Regions from separate parts of the Homo sapiens genome. Here region 2 is linked to region 1. Evidence: chromatin loops called from intact Hi-C (ENCODE). Cell type or tissue: CD4-positive, alpha-beta T cell. All regions are shown on one strand. Links, peaks and the distances in the headings refer to the core of each region. The heading gives the core; the rest is flanking DNA. Region 1 overlaps RASSF5 (Ras association domain family member 5). Region 2 overlaps IKBKE (inhibitor of nuclear factor kappa B kinase subunit epsilon).

What was found. Peaks named below come from ENCODE experiments on the same cell type or tissue, not always from the same donor. Only the 100,000 strongest peaks of a DNase experiment are listed, where the experiment ranks them.
Region 2: it touches region 1 in a loop (8-fold over the local background); 28 of 110 quality-filtered maps call a loop at or near these places.

Annotation. Positions count from the first base shown.
Region 1 is chr1:206,578,095-206,589,165 of GRCh38, forward strand. It overlaps RASSF5 (Ras association domain family member 5), which reads left to right. Exons shown (of 6, transcript NM_182663.4): 3 at 5,175-5,285; 4 at 6,293-6,590; 5 at 7,086-7,201; 6 at 8,732-11,071. The coding sequence ends at 8,884. It also overlaps a transcript of EIF2D not described here. Among named protein-coding and RNA genes, the nearest start is that of EIF2D, 29 kb to the right of the region's middle. RefSeq lists an enhancer at 10,005-10,505. In CD4-positive, alpha-beta T cell, for the core only: CTCF peaks have their summits at 5,772 (motif pointing left) and 5,972; DNase peaks (open chromatin) are centred at 2,027, 3,797, 5,267 and 5,747; H3K4me3 peaks cover 1,361 bases; H3K27ac peaks cover 4,606 bases.
Region 2 is chr1:206,475,213-206,483,212 of GRCh38, forward strand. IKBKE (inhibitor of nuclear factor kappa B kinase subunit epsilon) reads left to right here. Exons shown (of 22, transcript NM_014002.4): 6 at 969-1,150; 7 at 1,466-1,626; 8 at 2,537-2,647; 9 at 2,948-3,127; 10 at 3,731-3,921; 11 at 4,658-4,722; 12 at 4,810-4,901; 13 at 5,235-5,321. Among named protein-coding and RNA genes, the nearest start is that of MIR6769B, 4.4 kb to the left of the region's middle. In CD4-positive, alpha-beta T cell, for the core only: a CTCF peak has its summit at 4,479 (motif pointing right); DNase peaks (open chromatin) are centred at 4,489 and 6,169.

The DNA.
Region 1 (11,071 bases), core at 1,582-9,581:
ACATGCTTGTAGTCCCAGCTACATGGGAGGCTGAGGCAGGAGGATTGCTTGAGCCTAGGAGGTCGAGGCTGCAGTGAGTTGTGATTGCACCAGTGCACTCTCGACTGGGTGACAGAGGGAGACATCTCAAAAAAAAAAAGTGTGTGTGTGTGTGTGTGTGTGTGTGTGTAAGTAGATGCTTACTTAAGTGCCAGATAGTATAGTGTTGCCTTTAGATGTAGGTTAGCTTTAACCTTCCTGTGGCTCACTTTCCTTGACTGTAAAATGAGCATCATAATAGTATTTTTTGTGACACATTTGCTGTGATGATGAAATGAGCTAATACATGCTAAGTGAGTAGAATAGTGCACGGTACATATTAGCTGTAGTGAATCATCGTCATCATTCAGGGCTGGAGTGATCAGGAAGAGCTTGACAAATAAAGTGACTTCTGATGGGCAAACAGGTGTGAGATGATTCAAATCGTGGGCCAGAAGGAGGAAAGACTGACAAATTTAAAAAGAGTGAGAGTGAATTTTTTAGCAAAAATTAGGTTTGTGATTTTGGTCAAGAAAAAGTAGGCACGGATGTATATAATAGCTGCAGTACTGCCGGTGGGACACACGTCCTCCTCAGCCCACCCTCATCCTGGGGACCCCCTCTCATTGCCACAGCATTCCTGGGTGCCCTGGGCCCACCTGGGAATACCAGAAGCCACGTGACTCACTCAGAGCCTCTCCTTAGGGCATTAGGTCACTCTCCAGTCACCAAAATTAAGATTACATATGTCATTGATTAGAGTGCAGAAGTAGGGTTTTGTTGCTGTTGCTTTAGTGATAAAATAAAGAAAAACAGCTTAGGGCAAATCTGCCCTGAGTTAGGCCCCAGACGAAAGGGGTATGGTCCTCCTTATTTTGTTAAGAATATTTAAATGGAAGCATTAGAGAATCACTCAGGGTCGGGGTGTCGCTGTGAACCCCTAGCACCCAGCCTCTTTACATGGCTGTTCCCCAATCACCTCCAGAGCTAAAAGAAGACATTGCCCTTTTCCACCGCATAGGACATGTGAGCACAAACCTGTTTTTCACCAGTGCCCTGGACATGCCAAGTGCATTGGGAACAGCTCAGCCATCTGCCACCAATGCCAGGGGCTTAATCGGAATAGATGAATTCCATGCCAGATGCACTGAGATGTGTGAGCCCCCAGGAGAGACACCTCACATGCCAATGTCTATATTTGTTAAATCATAACAGAGTTCCCTATTCTGTCTCTATCTTGGGCCACCCCAAGAGGCAAAACTGTCTGCTTGGTTTCTCGCTTTGTACCCGTGGACAGATCCTTAAGAATCTGGCAGGTGAATAGGAATCAGAGTCTTTGTCTTATCCTCTGAAGATTGCTATAGTATCGATCTCGCTCTCATGGCAGATAGTGCCTGTTAGGTAAACCTTTGGGGTGTTTGTGTGTTTCTTGGCACCAAGTGTTAATTCAGCAGCTGGATGAAGACCCTTGAGGTCTGGAATTGTTGTGAGGGGTCTGTCTATTTCAGTTCTTTTCGAATGTTGCTGCGAATTAAAATCAACTAGGAGATTTTTAAAATTCCCATGCCCAGACTGCACCCCAGACCAATTAAATCAGAATCTCCAGGGATGAAGCCCAGGCAGCTAAGTTTCTAAAGATCCCCCAGATGATTGCACTGTGCAGACAAGTTTAAGAACCACTGGTCTGGATTATACGCCATCTCTTGGGTGGAAAAAGGATCCGTGAGCCCTCGTGGCTGTGGCTGGCTGGCCTAATTCAGGAGGTGATTCATTTGGTCCATGGGTCACATCTTGTCTGCCAGATATTTTTGTGGGCAGCAGCCATCCCAGACCTGGGTGCTGGCATTCCATGGCTGTGACATTCGTAGTGTTGGCTACACACGGGGCTCCTGGCACTCCCAGACAGGGCTTCCCATCACCAGCCAGAGGGCCAGGCCTCAGAATGGTGAGGTCAGGGCTGCTGTCTTTTGAGTCAGCCCTGGAAGGCAGAGGTGCCTGTGGCCACTTGCGTCACTTCCCCGCGTTTGTGGTGGGAAGGGGAGAGATAGATGGGTCTATCTGCTGAAGAAAGGGGAACAGGAAGAAGAAACCCTAGGCTAAGGCAGCTTTGCTTCTCACTGTATTCAAAATCAAGCCTTTGAAAGCCACAGCACAGCTGCCTTTTCTTACGGGGAAATGGCTCTAGCTTGATTGGAAACTATGAGAGGAGATCTTTCCGAAGCTTCTAGAATTTTCTTTCCATTACTTATTTTTTATAGACAAGTATGAGAAAGCTATTACCTCCTGAGGAGCAATAGCCTACATGCGTCAGAGACAGAGTGAGTGTATAATAGTAACCAGACAACGGGGTCTTTCTAATTAGAAGCTCCCAGCGGGAAGGTATAGGGGTAGGGCCAGGGTCAGGCACATCTGGTCCCATAGACATGTGCTCAGCTGGCAAGGACTGAGGATGGGGAGCTCTGGGAGCTACCCAAGGGAAGGGATGAGGAAAATGAGAGGCTTCACTGTGAGAGTCCCCGGGTTAATGGACTGACAGTGAATGAAGAGAGTCTGTGAGGCTCACACTACTTGCTACTCACCTCCGGCAAGTGGGAGATGGCCAGAGCTGCTTGCCCTTGGGTGGTCTGCAACAGAATCAAGGTTCAGTTCCAGAGACCTGGGAAGGCACACAGGAGAAGGCTGGGCCCTGCATCCTGGTGGCTGCATCTCACTTGAGTTAGAAGTCCTTCCTTCCCACCTTCACAGGTGACATGGTGCCTCTGGGGCCTGACCCGCTGCTTAGACTCATCTTAGATGAACATTTCACAGATCAGGTAACTTACAGGCTTTGGTTTAACAGCTGCTCATCCCAGCCCCGCAGCACAGAGTTTCAGTGATCATTATGGGTGTGGCAGGCCGGCCCCTTCAGCAAAAGATGCCGTCCCATGGTGGCTACATGGTGAATTGAGAAGAGCATGGGCCTTAGATGGATTTGATTCCAGTTCCTACTTAGCTTCTTACTAGCAGGGGACCACAGGCATGTTTCTTAAACTCAGCCTCAGTTTTGTTATCTGTGAAATAAGAATGACATACATAGTATGTAAGAGAAGGTATGTGAAAGTACCCAGCACAGGCTGTTATTAATAGGTCAGGACCCCTTGGGGAGAGTACAGCGGGAGCAGACAGGCCAGGGAACGATGCCATGATGGAAAGAGGATGTCAGAAGCTGGGTGCGGTGGCTCACACCTGTAATGCCAGCACTTTGGGAGGCCAAGGCGGATGGATCATTTGAGGTCAGGAGTTCGACATCAGCCTGGCCAATATGGTGAAATCCCGTCTCTACTAAAAAATACAAAAATTAGCTGGGTGTGGTGGTGCGCACCTGTAATCCCAGCTACTTGGGAGGCTGAGGCAGGAGAATTGCTTGAACCTGGGAGGCAGAGATTGCAGTCAGCCAAGATCGTGCCACTGCATTCCAGCCTGGGTGACAGAGGGAGACGAAAGAAAAGAAAGAAAGAAAGAGAGAGAGACAGAGAGAGAGGGGGGAGAGAGAGAGAGAGAAAGAAAAGGAAGGAAGGAAGGAAAGAAAGAAAGGAGGATGTCAGCTGTGCTGAGGGGTTGGAGGTGGGAGGCTGGAGCCACGCCAGCTCCTCTTGGCAGCCAGAGCCTGACATTGCATCGGTTCTGTGGGATTGGAAAGTGGAAGGAAGTGATGGCAGGTTGTTCAGGGTGGCGTGTCTCCCACATGGCTTGCTGAAGGGAGGAAGGTAGGGCAAAGCTCTGTCACGGAGGGGGGGCCCTGTTGTGTTCCGCGGGGTGGTGATGTGACGTCGCGGCAGCTGTGAAATTCCCCAGCCAAACCCAGACACCCACAGGACAGTGTCAGATGGTGTCAGAGTCATCCCTCACTGGGCCTCAGTTTCCTCATTTACCAAAGGAGAATCCTGATCCACCCCAAGTCTGCTACACTTGAACGTCAGGCAAATTCTGGGTGGGTTCTGACCAACCAGTTCCCACACTCCCAGCCACTCAGGGACAGTGTGAAGATAAAACCGGGAGGTGGGTAACAGTGAACTTGAGAGAGAGCCAGAGAACTGACTGAGGGACAGTGGCTTCGACCCCAGAATTCACCCCTGTATTGTCTCTACAAGGTGAGGGCCATTGACCTCAATCTCCTCAATTTCATTGTTCACTTATCCTTCCCAGGGGGTGGGAGGAGGAGGGCATCTGGGAACATATGAGAAGAATGAACACATGGTCTCACAGGAGGAACACAATGGGACAGACCTGGAATTTCTGTTTCATTCTGTACATACTGACTGTAGGGTGTGAGGCAGGTTGCTAAACTTCTCTTAGTCTCAATAGTCTCACCTGTAAGATGGGGTAATAAACTATCTTACAGACTTCTGGTTTGTGAGAATCATATGAGATAATGTATGCCAAGTACTTGGCACAGAAGAAGTGCTAAGTAAATTCTAGGTGTCCCTGTGCCCAGTAGCGGTTTATCTCCTCTTTTATGGTAGAGGGGGCTACAGCCCTTCATCCCTGCCAGTTCACTCGTTCATTTGACAAATAGATATTTACTTCTTGCTATGTGAAAAGCACTGTGGCAAGTGATGTGGGGCCTGGACTGGTCTCTATGTGTCCTTGGTCCTTGGGATCTAAGAGAATTCTTGTCTTCCCGATCAGTAGTATATACTGGCACCATGGGTAGACGCCTGTCCCTCCAGCTGTGTTGTTACTTCCTTGAGGAGACAGACCATGGCTTGTATTTCTTTGCATCTCCCATAGCATCAAAGAAGCATCTTTTCCATAGCAGCTTTCCATAAGCAAATGCGGCTCTGCTCATTCACCAGATTCATAGTCAGTGCCTGAGTGCCAGACGCTTTCACACTAATCTCAAGACAAGCCTGTGCAGTAGGTATTGTTCCCATTTCACAGATGAGGAGACTGAGGCTTAGAGAAATCTGAGTTACTTCTCCAGGAGGGCTGGCTAGACACTGGCACAGCTGCAATTTGACCTCTCATTGTCTCACTCCGAGTCCGTGCAGTTAGTTCCACTCTGCAGGGCTGGATGCTCACTTCTTGGTTAGAGAGGCTTTGGGGAGGGCGTGGTTGTTCCCTTTCTCACCCTGAGAACTACTACACATCCACCTCCACTTCTGTGTCTCTTCCAGAATGTCTGTAAACCTGTGGAGGAGACACAGCGCCCGCCCACACTGCAGGAGATCAAGCAGAAGATCGACAGCTACAACACGCGAGAGAAGAACTGCCTGGGCATGAAACTGGTAAGCGCCCGTCCACCCTCAACCTGGCCCCTGCTCCACCACCCGCTTCGGGTTTGGCGCCTCTGCCCTCACTCTGAATTCTGTGGCTACTCCCTGGCAGGTCCCCTCCCTTTCCTCCGGCCTCCAGAGGCCTCCGGGGTCTGGAAGGCTGATAGCCAGAGCCCTCAGTGGCCTCCATGTGCTTTAGGGAAATAGATCTGACTCTCATTTTTTGCTTGTGATTTTGGGAAGCTCTTTTAACTCCTCCTCTGAGCTTCAGTGTAAACTAAGTGATTAAACGGTACGTAATGACCAAGGGCCCAGTATTGCTTGGCCTCCAGGGAGCCAGGACAATGGGACTTAGTTGCTCCCCTTCCTACCCCTTCGATTGTGAGAGAGGGACATACTCTCTCAGAGAGGGGAGGGCACCCAACTTAGCACCCAGTTGGGAAAGGCTGTCTTCAATAGGGAGGGGAGAAGGTAGAAAAACACTGCCCCCTGCTGGTGGCTGGCATCAGCTGGCTCTTTGGGGTTCAGCCAGATGGAGCACCAGAAAATCCAGTCACAAATGCACCTAGGTTTAAGTCTTAAAGGCTGTTTCTTAGTAAAGAGATACAGGAGGAAATCTAGTGGGCTGGTTCTCCAAGGCCCTCATTATAGAGCCTTCCTGCTTCCTGCCTGGTTCAGAGGTACAAACTAGAGTGGCTACCCCACACCCTGCCTCTTACAATGGGCACTCACCAAAGGCAACTGGTTACAGGAGGTTTAGGGAGCTGGCCTGAGCCTCCTGGGAGGGAAATCCACTGCAGCCCCACAGGTCCTCTTTGGTAGCTGGATCCTGAGGGTCTTCTCCCAGCCCACTATGGGGAAAGGGATCTCTGCTCCTTCCTCCAGCTCTCCCACGTCAGCAGAGGCAGGAAAGAACTCAAGGAGACAGGTGGGTGCTGCTGGGGCAATGGCCCCGAGTGGCAGATATGATCATGCAAGGCGGACGGCCCTGACCCCCTGTGACATGCCCCCGCTGGCAGAGTGAAGACGGCACCTACACGGGTTTCATCAAAGTGCATCTGAAACTCCGGCGGCCTGTGACGGTGCCTGCTGGGATCCGGCCCCAGTCCATCTATGATGCCATCAAGGAGGTGAACCTGGCGGCTACCACGGACAAGCGGACATCCTTCTACCTGCCCCTAGATGCCATCAAGCAGCTGCACATCAGCAGCACCACCACCGTCAGTGAGGTCATCCAGGGGCTGCTCAAGAAGTTCATGGTTGTGGACAATCCCCAGAAGTTTGCACTTTTTAAGCGGATACACAAGGACGGACAAGGTAGGAGAAAGAGTGAACCCAACCAGACCGTTCCCTTCCTACCTGTGTCCAAGCCCACCCACTAAAACTCCTGCCGGCCTTGGGTGGGAGCTGTGGGCTTCTCCTGAGCACCAGGGGTCCAGCTGCCCATGTGGTGTTCAGATCTGTGGAATCCGGGCAGGGAGGCAAGAGCAGAGTCCCTGACTCTGCATGTGACTTCAGGAAAACCACACCCTAGGCTCCCATTTCCTGATCTGTGCAATGGGAGGAATCTGCCCCACCATTCCTAATCTTTCAGGAGATGATGTGAATGGAATCATGCTTTAAACTCTGAGCAGACACCCAAGATAAAAGGTTATTGCCCTGTTCATTACTGTCATGTTCATTTCATTAAAAGGCCCGTGTCTACTTCCAGTTGTACGTACCCCACCTCTGCATTTCCAATCCTTTCCCGCAAGCCTGGGCCCCGCCCTTCTTTTCTGGGAAGAGCTCCCAGCACCCTCTCTTGGTTTGCAGTGCTCTTCCAGAAACTCTCCATTGCTGACCGCCCCCTCTACCTGCGCCTGCTTGCTGGGCCTGACACGGAGGTCCTCAGCTTTGTGCTAAAGGAGAATGAAACTGGAGAGGTAGAGGTAGGTCTGGACCCATTGTGCAAACCCAGGCCTTAGGGCACCCTGGGTGGGTGCAGGTGGGTGTTGTCCTAACTACCTCACATAGGTGGGAGCCACGCAGCACGGGCAGGAAGGTGACTGTTGAGAGAGTGAGCAGGGGTGGGTGATGGGCCTGGGGGTCAGTGTTTCAGCCAGGACTCTGAACACCCTGGGGTAGCACATTAGGGCCTGTGTGTGGCAAGGCCTGTGGAAAGAAAGGATTTCATGTGCTTTATTTCTGAAAACTCAGGGAGGAGGGGGACCAAGAAACTCCCTGTGCTCAGGCACAGGCTGTTTTTGCTTCAAAATGGCCCGAGGGCTACCAAGCTCCATCTCTGGGCTCCACTGGGTATAGACGTTTTTGAGCCATTTGTCCTCCCTTTTCTTGACCTCCATCCCCCAAGGGGAGCTAACCAGTGTGTAGTCTTGTGGCATAAACTGGAGTAAAACCAGGCCGGTGCCACCCATGGCCTGAGAATGACCAACAGGGGAAGGTCTCAGTGTTTGTCACACTGTGTTCAGTGGAGGCCTAGAGTTTTAAGGAGTTTTGGGAGTCACTGCGGAGATTTAGGGATCAAGGCAGCTGGGACTCTGTCCCTTCTCCCCATTTCAGCAAGGGCCGCTCTGCTCCCATCTGCTTTCTTTATTGGCATCTGTGCAGAATATGTTTGGAAAAAGTACTCCATGGACAGTAGCTGAATGCTGCTGGCCCTGTGGAAAGCTCAGGCACTTTGAAGTGTGGAGACCTGGGCTCTAGTTCCAGTTCTGCTGCAATGAGCTCTGTGATTGTGATTACGCCACCTTCCCTGTGTGGACTTGAGGTTTCTCACTTATCCATAGCGAGGACCAAACCAGATAAACCTTAGTACTCTATTGTGCTCAAAGAGCTTAGGAGTCTCAATTGTTGGCCGCACAGGGCTTGTGCTCTTGGGTCAGCCTGATGGAAGTCCAAATTGCCTTCTGCCATCAGAGGCCAAGTCCTTTAGGGGTAGGCCTGGGCCAGTCAGGCTCTCATTATCTGCTCTGCCAGTCATGGGAGGTAGATACCCCAATTTCCCAGCAGATAACAGGCTGAGAAGGGTGGAAAGCTGTGCTCGAGGTCACACTGCTGGGAGAGGTGGAGTCAGGCCCAACCCCGGTCTCCTGAGTCCACGTTCCACTCCTCCACCTGCTTTCTGAGGGTCTGCATGTTGGGAGGCTGGGTGGTTCCAGCATCACTGTCAAGATCTCGGCTGCTACACAGAAACTTAAGATTATTGAGTTTCAAAATAAAAACATGGTTCATAGACTGGCAACTCTTGGTCATGAGATGCCAGCATTTGGAATTTTGTTGCTGCTATGACAGGCATGCAAAGCCCAGGCTTCGCTGATTCAGTCTGTTCAGTAGCAAACTGTGTGTGAATCACGGATGTGAACTGGGAAGGGGAAGGCAGCAGGGTCTCTCAGGTCGTGTCAACTTCTAACCTGTCTCCTATTCTGTTTCTTCCCACAAATCTCCCTCTCGCCTCACAGTGGGATGCCTTCTCCATCCCTGAACTTCAGAACTTCCTAACAATCCTGGAAAAAGAGGAGCAGGACAAAATCCAACAAGTGCAAAAGAAGTATGACAAGTTTAGGCAGAAACTGGAGGAGGCCTTAAGAGAATCCCAGGGCAAACCTGGGTAACCGGTCCTGCTTCCTCTCCTCCTGGTGCATTCAGATTTATTTGTATTATTAATTATTATTTTGCAACAGACACTTTTTCTCAGGACATCTCTGGCAGGTGCATTTGTGCCTGCCCAGCAGTTCCAGCTGTGGCAAAAGTCTCTTCCATGGACAAGTGTTTGCACGAGGGTTCAGCTGTGCCCGCCCCCAGGCTGTGCCCCACCACAGATTCTGCCAAGGATCAGAACTCATGTGAAACAAACAGCTGACGTCCTCTCTCGATCTGCAAGCCTTTCACCAACCAAATAGTTGCCTCTCTCGTCACCAAACTGGAACCTCACACCAGCCGGCAAAGGAAGGAAGAAAGGTTTTAGAGCTGTGTGTTCTTTCTCTGGCATTGATTCCTCTTTGAGTTCTCTTACTTGCCACGTACAGGACCATTATTTATGAGTGAAAAGTTGTAGCACATTCCTTTTGCAGGTCTGAGCTAAGCCCCTGAAAGCAGGGTAATGCTCATAAAAGGACTGTTCCCGCGGCCCCAAGGTGCCTGTTGTTCACACTTAAGGGAAGTTTATAAAGCTACTGGCCCCAGATGCTCAGGGTAAGGAGCACCAAAGCTGAGGCTGGCTCAGAGATCTCCAGAGAAGCTGCAGCCTGCCCTGGCCCTGGCTCTGGCCCTGGCCCACATTGCACATGGAAACCCAAAGGCATATATCTGCGTATGTGTGGTACTTAGTCACATCTTTGTCAACAAACTGTTCGTTTTTAAGTTACAAATTTGAATTTAATGTTGTCATCATCGTCATGTGTTTCCCCAAAGGGAAGCCAGTCATTGACCATTTAAAAAGTCTCCTGCTAAGTATGGAAATCAGACAGTAAGAGAAAGCCAAAAAGCAATGCAGAGAAAGGTGTCCAAGCTGTCTTCAGCCTTCCCCAGCTAAAGAGCAGAGGAGGGCCTGGGCTACTTGGGTTCCCCATCGGCCTCCAGCACTGCCTCCCTCCTCCCACTGCGACTCTGGGATCTCCAGGTGCTGCCCAAGGAGTTGCCTTGATTACAGAGAGGGGAGCCTCCAATTCGGCCAACTTGGAGTCCTTTCTGTTTTGAAGCATGGGCCAGACCCGGCACTGCGCTCGGAGAGCCGGTGGGCCTGGCCTCCCCGTCGACCTCAGTGCCTTTTTGTTTTCAGAGAGAAATAGGAGTAGGGCGAGTTTGCCTGAAGCTCTGCTGCTGGCTTCTCCTGCCAGGAAGTGAACAATGGCGGCGGTGTGGGAGACAAGGCCAGGAGAGCCCGCGTTCAGTATGGGTTGAGGGTCACAGACCTCCCTCCCATCTGGGTGCCTGAGTTTTGACTCCAATCAGTGATACCAGACCACATTGACAGGGAGGATCAAATTCCTGACTTACATTTGCACTGGCTTCTTGTTTAGGCTGAATCCTAAAATAAATTAGTCAAAAAATTCCAACAAGTAGCCAGGACTGCAGAGACACTCCAGTGCAGAGGGAGAAGGACTTGTAATTTTCAAAGCAGGGCTGGTTTTCCAACCCAGCCTCTGAGAAACCATTTCTTTGCTATCCTCTGCCTTCCCAAGTCCCTCTTGGGTCGGTTCAAGCCCAAGCTTGTTCGTGTAGCTTCAGAAGTTCCCTCTCTGACCCAGGCTGAGTCCATACTGCCCCTGATCCCAGAAGGAATGCTGACCCCTCGTCGTATGAACTGTGCATAGTCTCCAGAGCTTCAAAGGCAACACAAGCTCGCAACTCTAAGATTTTTTTAAACCACAAAAACCCTGGTTAGCCATCTCATGCTCAGCCTTATCACTTCCCTCCCTTTAGAAACTCTCTCCCTGCTGTATATTAAAGGGAGCAGGTGGAGAGTCATTTTCCTTCGTCCTGCATGTCTCTAACATTAATAGAAGGCATGGCTCCTGCTGCAACCGCTGTGAATGCTGCTGAGAACCTCCCTCTATGGGGATGGCTATTTTATTTTTGAGAAGGAAAAAAAAAGTCATGTATATATACACATAAAGGCATATAGCTATATATAAAGAGATAAGGGTGTTTATGAAATGAGAAAATTATTGGACAATTCAGACTTTACTAAAGCACAGTTAGACCCAAGGCCTATGCTGAGGTCTAAACCTCTGAAAAAAGTATAGTATCGAGTACCCGTTCCCTCCCAGAGGTGGGAGTAACTGCTGGTAGTGCCTTCT
Region 2 (8,000 bases), core at 1-8,000, 100 kb before region 1:
GTACCTAAAATAGAATATTATTCAGTCTTAAAAGGAAAGAAATTCTGACACCTGCTACAACATGGATGGACCTTGATGACATTATGTTAAGTGAAAAAAGCCAGACACAGAAGGACAAATCCTGTATGATTCCACTCATACATTCATAGAAACAGAAAGTACCATGGTGGTTTCCAGTGGCTGGGGGCAGAGGAGAATGAGGAGTTGTTTAATAAGTATGGTTTCAAGTTTGAAGAATGAGGCCGGGTGCAGTGGCTCATGCCTGTAATCCCAGCACTTTGGGAGGCCCAAGTGGGCGGATCATTTGAGGTTGGGGGTTTGAGACCAGTCTGGCGAACACGGTGAAACCCTGTCTCTACTAAAAAAATACAAAAATTAGCTGGGTGTGGTGGTGCATGCCTGTAGTTCCAGCCACTTGGGAGGCTGAGGCATGAGAATCGATTGAACCTGGGAGGCAGAGATTGCAGTGAGCTGAGATTGCACCACTGTACTCCAGCCTATGTGTCAGAGTGAGACTCTGTCTCCAAAAAAAAAAAAAAAATTGGAGAATGAGAAAAGTTCTAAGATGGATGGTGTGATGGTGGCACAGCAGCGTGGGTGTGCTTAGTGCCAATGAAGTGTACACTTAAAATTGGTTAAAATGGGAAATTTCGTTATGCATATTTTACCACAATTGAACACCTAATCAAAAGAAGTAATACAAAGAGGGGTGCTGCCCTTGAGGACACAGAGCCACCACCCATCTTGGTTTCCTAGAGAATCCAGATGGTACCTCCATACCCTAGTGTCCTTGAGATGCCCCCTAAGCCCCATGCATGTCTCTGTCCTTCTGCCTGTCCCATGGCTCTGTCAGCCCATGGGAACTCCTGTCTCTCTGGATGCAAGGACAGCCTTCCCACCAAGATGAGCCTCAGACACTAGACTGTCCCCGACCAGAGCCAGCTAGTGGCCTCCCCGTCTGTCCCCAGTGGCCGGCATGAACCACCTGCGGGAGAACGGCATTGTGCATCGCGACATCAAGCCGGGGAACATCATGCGCCTCGTAGGGGAGGAGGGGCAGAGCATCTACAAGCTGACAGACTTCGGCGCTGCCCGGGAGCTGGATGATGATGAGAAGTTCGTCTCGGTCTATGGGACTGAGGAGTACCTGGTGGGTGAGCTGCTCGAGACCCGCTGCCCTATGCTGAGGGCTCCCCTTGCCTTGTGAGCCCCCCAGAGCCCCCATGAGGGGGTGTGGCCCACCTCCTGCTTCCACAGGAGTTATGTCTCTCCCCTGTACCCCAACCAGAAGAATGCATTCTGTTCTCTAAGATGGAAAAGGTGAGGCTGACACCCATTTTTAAGATGACAAAGAAGGATTTGAACAGTTCTGTTTTCACCTGCAGGCGGTGAAAGGGGGTCTGACAGGTCTCAGGCCCTTGCCAGCCCTCCGGCTCCATGGCCTCATTCTGGTTCTCTCCGGCAGCATCCCGACATGTATGAGCGGGCGGTGCTTCGAAAGCCCCAGCAAAAAGCGTTCGGGGTGACTGTGGATCTCTGGAGCATTGGAGTGACCTTGTACCATGCAGCCACTGGCAGCCTGCCCTTCATCCCCTTTGGTGGGCCACGGCGGAACAAGGAGATCATGTACGGTGGGCCACAGGGCAGGGAATGGGGCGGACTGGCAGTCCCCTGGCCCTTCCCCCACCGGTCCTTGCTGTGTCTTCTGGTCCCCTCACACTCCATGGCCCTCCTCTGGTCCACCCCCCAACCCAGGCTCTTTGTAGATCTTTTTTTGTTAATGGGATCAAACAAGCAGCTGAGCTCTGCCCAGGGCTGATGGGAGTCTGTGAATATGCTCTATGTTAGTTCGGTGCTTCACTCTAGCCCTCTGCTCCCTTACTGCTCTCCTCGTCTCAACCGAAGCTCAAAGAGTGCCTTGCCTAAGGTGGAAGAGCTCACCAGGGGCAAAGGTGGCAGCTTCCTGTTCCCAGGTCCAAGGTCTTTCCATGGTTTTGTGCCATCGGACAGGGAAGTAGCAAGTGGCTGGAGACAGTAGCGGCTCCCTCTGAGTGCACAGCCCAGAGCAGAGGAGATGTCAGCTGGCTTAGTGGGAAGGTTGCTGCACCCACCTCAGCCCCGGGGTCCAGCTGTGTGGAACCTATATCAGGCCCGCAAAAGGGGCAGAAGACCAGCATGGATGGGGGTTGTCAGGGAAGGCTGGACTCTGAAGGGAAAGAAAGAGGAGAGGATACTGGGGCCATGCATAGCATGGGCAAAGGTGTGGAGGAGGCTGGCCAGGCTGAGGGAAGTGTAGCGGGGGGAGAGGCAGTGGACAGGGCAAAGGTGTCTCTACCTGAAGCAAAGGGCTCCAGGAGGAGTGCTGAGGCAAGGCGCTCTCACAGCTGAGAGCCAGGTTTCTCACACTCCATCTGTCAGGCTACTTTGGGGTAGCTGGGTGACTTGAACCTGTGCTCCGAGCCCTTTGTGCTGAGTGTGTCGTTGCCCGGCAATGTGATAGCTGGGGATCCCGCTGACCTGGCCTTCCTCCCCGCAGGTACCGGATCACCACGGAGAAGCCGGCTGGGGCCATTGCAGGTGCCCAGAGGCGGGAGAACGGGCCCCTGGAGTGGAGCTACACCCTCCCCATCACCTGCCAGCTGTCACTGTGAGTGGGACCCTGCTGGGGGGTGATGCTGGAGTCTGAGCTGGGTGTCACTTCTCTCTGCTAAGTCAAGACTTCTGAGGCCTGTTCCAGCAGGTTCCGGGCATGCTGCAGGCTTGGGCACACCACTTTCCCATCTGGTTGCTGGAACGAGTTCTTCCAGCTCTTCCTCCCCAACCCACCCTGCCCCACCATCTTGGTCCTAGCTCTTCAGGATATTCTCTTAGAACGCTCCTATTGCCTGCTTAAGGAGGATAGGTCTGGGCCCCCACCCCTGACAGTCTCCATGTCCTGGGAGGGCAGGGGGCTGCAGAGCCAGCTGGTGCCCATCCTGGCCAACATCCTGGAGGTGGAGCAGGCCAAGTGCTGGGGCTTCGACCAGTTCTTTGCGGAGACCAGTGACATCCTGCAGCGAGTTGTCGTCCATGTCTTCTCCCTGTCCCAGGCAGTCCTGCACCACATCTATATCCATGCCCACAACACGTAAGTGGGGGCGAGGGAGGGAAGCGGTGAGAACCTTCTCTACCCAAGCAGCAGTGCATGTCCAAAGCAGCATCTCCCACAGTACGTTCTGAGGAGTGTGTACATAGGAACGCTTCCAGGTCCAAACGTAGTTGGGAAAAGACTAGTTCTACAAAGTTAAAGCTAAACAGGTTTTCTTGCATGTACTTCAGAGAGTCAGTACCTTTTCTAATGCTAATATGCATTATACATCTGAGAAGTGTGTGCGTGGTGTATGTTGGCTGTACATTTCGTAAAGGTACTGCTCATAGTACCCTTGATTCCTGGATAATTTTATAGAACTAGGTAAATTTTAATGGCAGTGTGACAGGAAGAGGTGCAGAGGCAAAGGCTGGGTATTAGGACTCCTGGGACCTGTTCCCACTCTGTCTCCATCACTATAAGATGTGAACTCTCCCCTTGGTCTCTCCACCCTTGATGACAGAGAAAACCACCCCCGTCCCTCCCTCTGCAAAACAGAGCCCTGTCTATGGGCAACGCTTAGCTGGGGCTTAGGTCACCCTAGCCCCCTGCCTTGCCTACTGACACCCCCTGCCCTCTGCTCCCCACCACGGCTGTGTCTAGGATAGCCATTTTCCAGGAGGCCGTGCACAAGCAGACCAGTGTGGCCCCCCGACACCAGGAGTACCTCTTTGAGGGTCACCTCTGTGTCCTCGAGCCCAGCGTCTCAGCACAGCACATCGCCCACACGACGGCAAGCAGCCCCCTGACCCTCTTCAGCACAGCCATCCCTAAGGGGCTGGCCTTCAGGGACCGTGAGTAGAGCCACCTGGGCTGGATCTTTCTCCTCCCCACATTTTCCTCTGAGACAGGAGTTTGCAATCCAGGCCATTGGTTACTTTTCTTTGTGGGTGTTTCTTTGGGGCCACAGGGAGCAGGAGGCAGATGTGGGTTCTAATTCTGCAGACGCCTCTGAGATGCCACATGACGTGGGCTGGTGGCTTGACCTCCCTGGGGCTTACTGGCATCCTCAGAGCTGTGGAAAGAGCTCCAGTGGAAACAGGGAGATCTGGATTTAATGCACTTTCCATAATCTCTGATTTGTGGGGAAGCCTCAGGCAGTTTGTGTTGGAAGAAGCCCAAGTCTGAGCTCCTGGAAAGAAGGGAAGGGGGTCGGGGTCCAGAGCTTGGGCCTCTCTCCAAACTCTAGCAAAAATGTCCTTTCTTCTCACTTGAACAGTGCAAGTTTTATCCTCTTTCTCTGAGGCTAGGAAGGGGTATTCACCTCAAAACCTGTGGACAAGAGGGTGATTTAGTCCATTTTCAGCTCTTGGACATGAGGAGGTAGTTCTCAAAAGTGGCCGCAAGGTGGCAGTGAGGGATCACAACTTTAAGTGTGGCTAAGGCTGGCAAGGTGGGAGGCTCAGGGTGAGTTGTGAAGCCTGAGGTGGGAGATTGGCAGTGAGGGGTGAGTGTGAGCTGGAAATAATGAAAGATAAGCCGACCCAGCACCATACAGGCAGGCCCCTCAGACAGGGTCTTTGTCTGCAGCTGCTCTGGACGTCCCCAAGTTCGTCCCCAAAGTGGACCTGCAGGCGGATTACAACACTGCCAAGGTGAGGGGCAACCCCCAGGTGGCAGGGAGGGGCATGACCCAAGGGTAGGAGGTGTGGGACCTGGCCCTGTGCATCTCTGTGTTTCAGGGCGTGTTGGGCGCCGGCTACCAGGCCCTGCGGCTGGCACGGGCCCTGCTGGATGGGCAGGAGCTAATGTTTCGGGGGCTGCACTGGGTCATGTGAGTAATCATGAGGGCTGGGCACAGAGGGGGAGGCGGGCAGGAGAGGGAGGCGGACAGGAGGGGGAGTGGGCAGGAAGGGGAGATGGGTGGGGGGTGGGCAGGAAGTGGAGGTGAGCAGGAGGAGGGGGTGGGCAGGAGAGGGAGGTGGGCAGAGAGGGGGAGGCGGGCTGGAGGGGGAGGCGGGCTGTAGGTGGAGGCAGGCCGGAGGGGGAGGCAGGCCAGAGGGGGAGGCCGGCAGGAGGTGGAGGCCAGTATCCTGGGATGCTGTCTGCATGCACGGTGCTGAGTCCCCCGATCAAGGCAGCTCTGACTCAGTCTCCCCTTGGACAGGGAGGTGCTCCAGGCCACATGCAGACGGACTCTGGAAGTGGCAAGGACATCCCTCCTCTACCTCAGCAGCAGCCTGGGAACTGAGAGGTGGGTGTTCGCCTCAGGCCAGCTGGGACCTCTCAGCCCTGCCTTGTCTGCTCCTCACCCTAGATACTTCCAACAATGCACCTCTTCTCCCCCAAGCCAGGGCTACTGCCTTCCCTGCCCTCCTAGAATAGAGGGCACCCGCACCCTATCCCTTATCCCCACCTCACCAAATAACTGCAATGGCTCCCCCAAAACCCAGTCCCTCACCTGCAGGGGAAGGGGCCCATGGGGGCACAGACTCTCCAGGTACCAAGGTGGCCTCCCTATCCCAAGAAGGGGCTTGTGTCCTGCCAAGTCCTTCTCTGAATGATTTAGAGTGCTCACCCTATGCCAAGTGCCAGCAGAACTCTAGGGGGAGGACACACACCCACGCACAGTTCCTGGATGTGACCAGGGATGGAGATCCAGGTGGTCTCGTTCTCCATGCCTCATCTCCTGCTTTCTCTGAGTCTTCAACTTATCCTTGCCTTCCTTGGGTTCCCTGCCCCAATCTTTGGAACCCCACTCCCTCCACTCCCTTGTCTTGGGCTAATAAGGGGGGATGGGTTGGAAAAAGAGAGAGACCGGGCAGGAGGAAGCCAAGTGGAAGGGTCTGGAGATGGGGAATGTGGGAAGACTTCATTGGCCAGAGCACGATTGAGAAGTAGGCACAGCACCCCAAATCCTGGAAGGCACGAGGCCATGGTACGGGTGAGGGTGGGAGCTCTGCAGCCTAGGGATGCCACTGGTGACAGGAGTCTTTGGGAACAGAAGATCAGAGACTGCCCATATGCCTGAAGGCCCCCTCCTCCCGCCACCCCCAGCCCTTGTCCTCAGGGAGCTCCAGGGAGTTTCCCAGCTGTGGGCTGACTCATGCAGCCCCGCGTGCCTCCTGCTTCGCAGCAGCAACTCAGTTGATGGGGCAGCTGGGAGGTGGAGGAGCAGGGAGGAGGAAGAGGAGCATCTCCAGATAACAGGGATGGAGTCTCCATCCAGACTGAGCCCCTCTCAAATGGTGACAGAGAGTAGGGTTCAGTCAGCAGAACTGCAAGTGAATCTCCTTTGAGCAGAGCTCTGTCCAGGGCACAGAGGGGGCTCCAGGGGTAGATGTGGCATCCTGTCATTCAGAGAGGCCCATGCTTCCTCCGGAGCAGCTAGCCCTTCCTGGACATGTGAGGGCTGATGGGATTGTTGGGTAAGAGGAGACCTGAGATGGGTAGAGGCAACCACGGAGGCCTTCCTGAAGGATGAGGCTTTTTTTTTTTTTTTTTTTTTTTTTTTTTTTGAGACGGAGCCTCGCTCTGTCGCCCAGGCTGGAGTGCAGTGGCGCGATCTCGGCTCACTGCAAGCTCCGCCTCCCGGGTTCACGCCATTCTCCTGCCTCAGCCTCCCAAGTAGCTGGGACTACAGGTGCCCGCCACTACGCCCGGCTAATTTTTTGTATTTTTAGTAGAGACGGGGTTTCACCGTTTTAGCCGGGATGGTCTCGATCTCCTGACCTCGTGATCTGCCTGCCTCAGCCTCCCAAAGTGCTGGGATTACAGGCGTGAGCCACCGCGCCCGGCCTAGGATGAGGCTTTTAAGGCCAGAAAGAAGAAGAATACCTCAGGCAGGAAGGTCTGCGCAGAGACAGAGAAGAAAAGGGCCCTGTTCGGGGGAAAGGAGGGGATGCTGGGGAGGCTTACTGAAGCCACAGTCATGATGGCAGATAGCCCAGAGCTAAGCCAGAGGCGGACAGAGGTGGAGGTGAGGAGGGGAGGAAAGAAGGCATAGAGGCCCTGAAGGAGTCCAGCTAGAGAGAGGTTGGACCCCAATAAAACAACCAGTAGAGAGCCATTGTAGATTCTTGACCTGGAAAGATGTGTTTGGGAAAGCTTTTTGGGTGTCTGTCTGCCCACTTGCCCTGGATGGACAGGCATGGTGGGGAATGGCACGCTGGCCTGGGTCTGGCGTCCTGGCATCCTGGTGTCCGCTGGCTGCTGTTCCCCTGTTCTGGCTCTGCAGCCTCCTCCAAGGTGGCCTCCGTGGTGTGTCTAGAGAGCTGGGGTCAGGCAAGTGCCTGCTTTGAAGCCTATTTCAGCCTCCCATCAAGGAGGAGGATGGTGAGCAAAAACAGTTGTGAGCAGGGAGCCAGAGGGCCAGGTGCAGCCTCTTCTCTTAGTCTGGGTGTGGCTCCAGCCCATTGTCACCTTCCCCTACCTGGGCCTCTGTGTCCTCATTTTCAAAATGAGAGGGTTGCATGATCTCTGCGGCCTCCCAGCTCCCACATGTTGCAAGCCCATTCTTGCCTGAACATCCCCAGACCTGTAGATTCTCCTAAGGGCTGAAGACACTAGCTCCACCCGCAGTGGAACCAGGTATTTTCATGAGCTGAATGTCACACTGGAGGAACCCAGCACCTCATGCCAAGTGGCCCACCTTTGCCCATCCTGGTGACCCACCTCTCCCCCAGTGTGCATATCCTGCCTCAGGTTCCCCAGGACAGGTCCTTTGGTAGAGCAACCTTGCCTTTGTCCCAAAGCTCCCTGGCCCTCCTGGGCAGCTGCTGCCATCCACAGGCACTGCTCAGGCAGCCAGGACGGGCTTTGGGAATCCTAGGGCTTCCCCCAGCCCCGCCACCAGGCAAGACATTCCAGGCAAGACTTCATCTCCAAGGTCCCTTTTGATCCCTATGAATATCTTATTGTGTCGCAGGAAGGA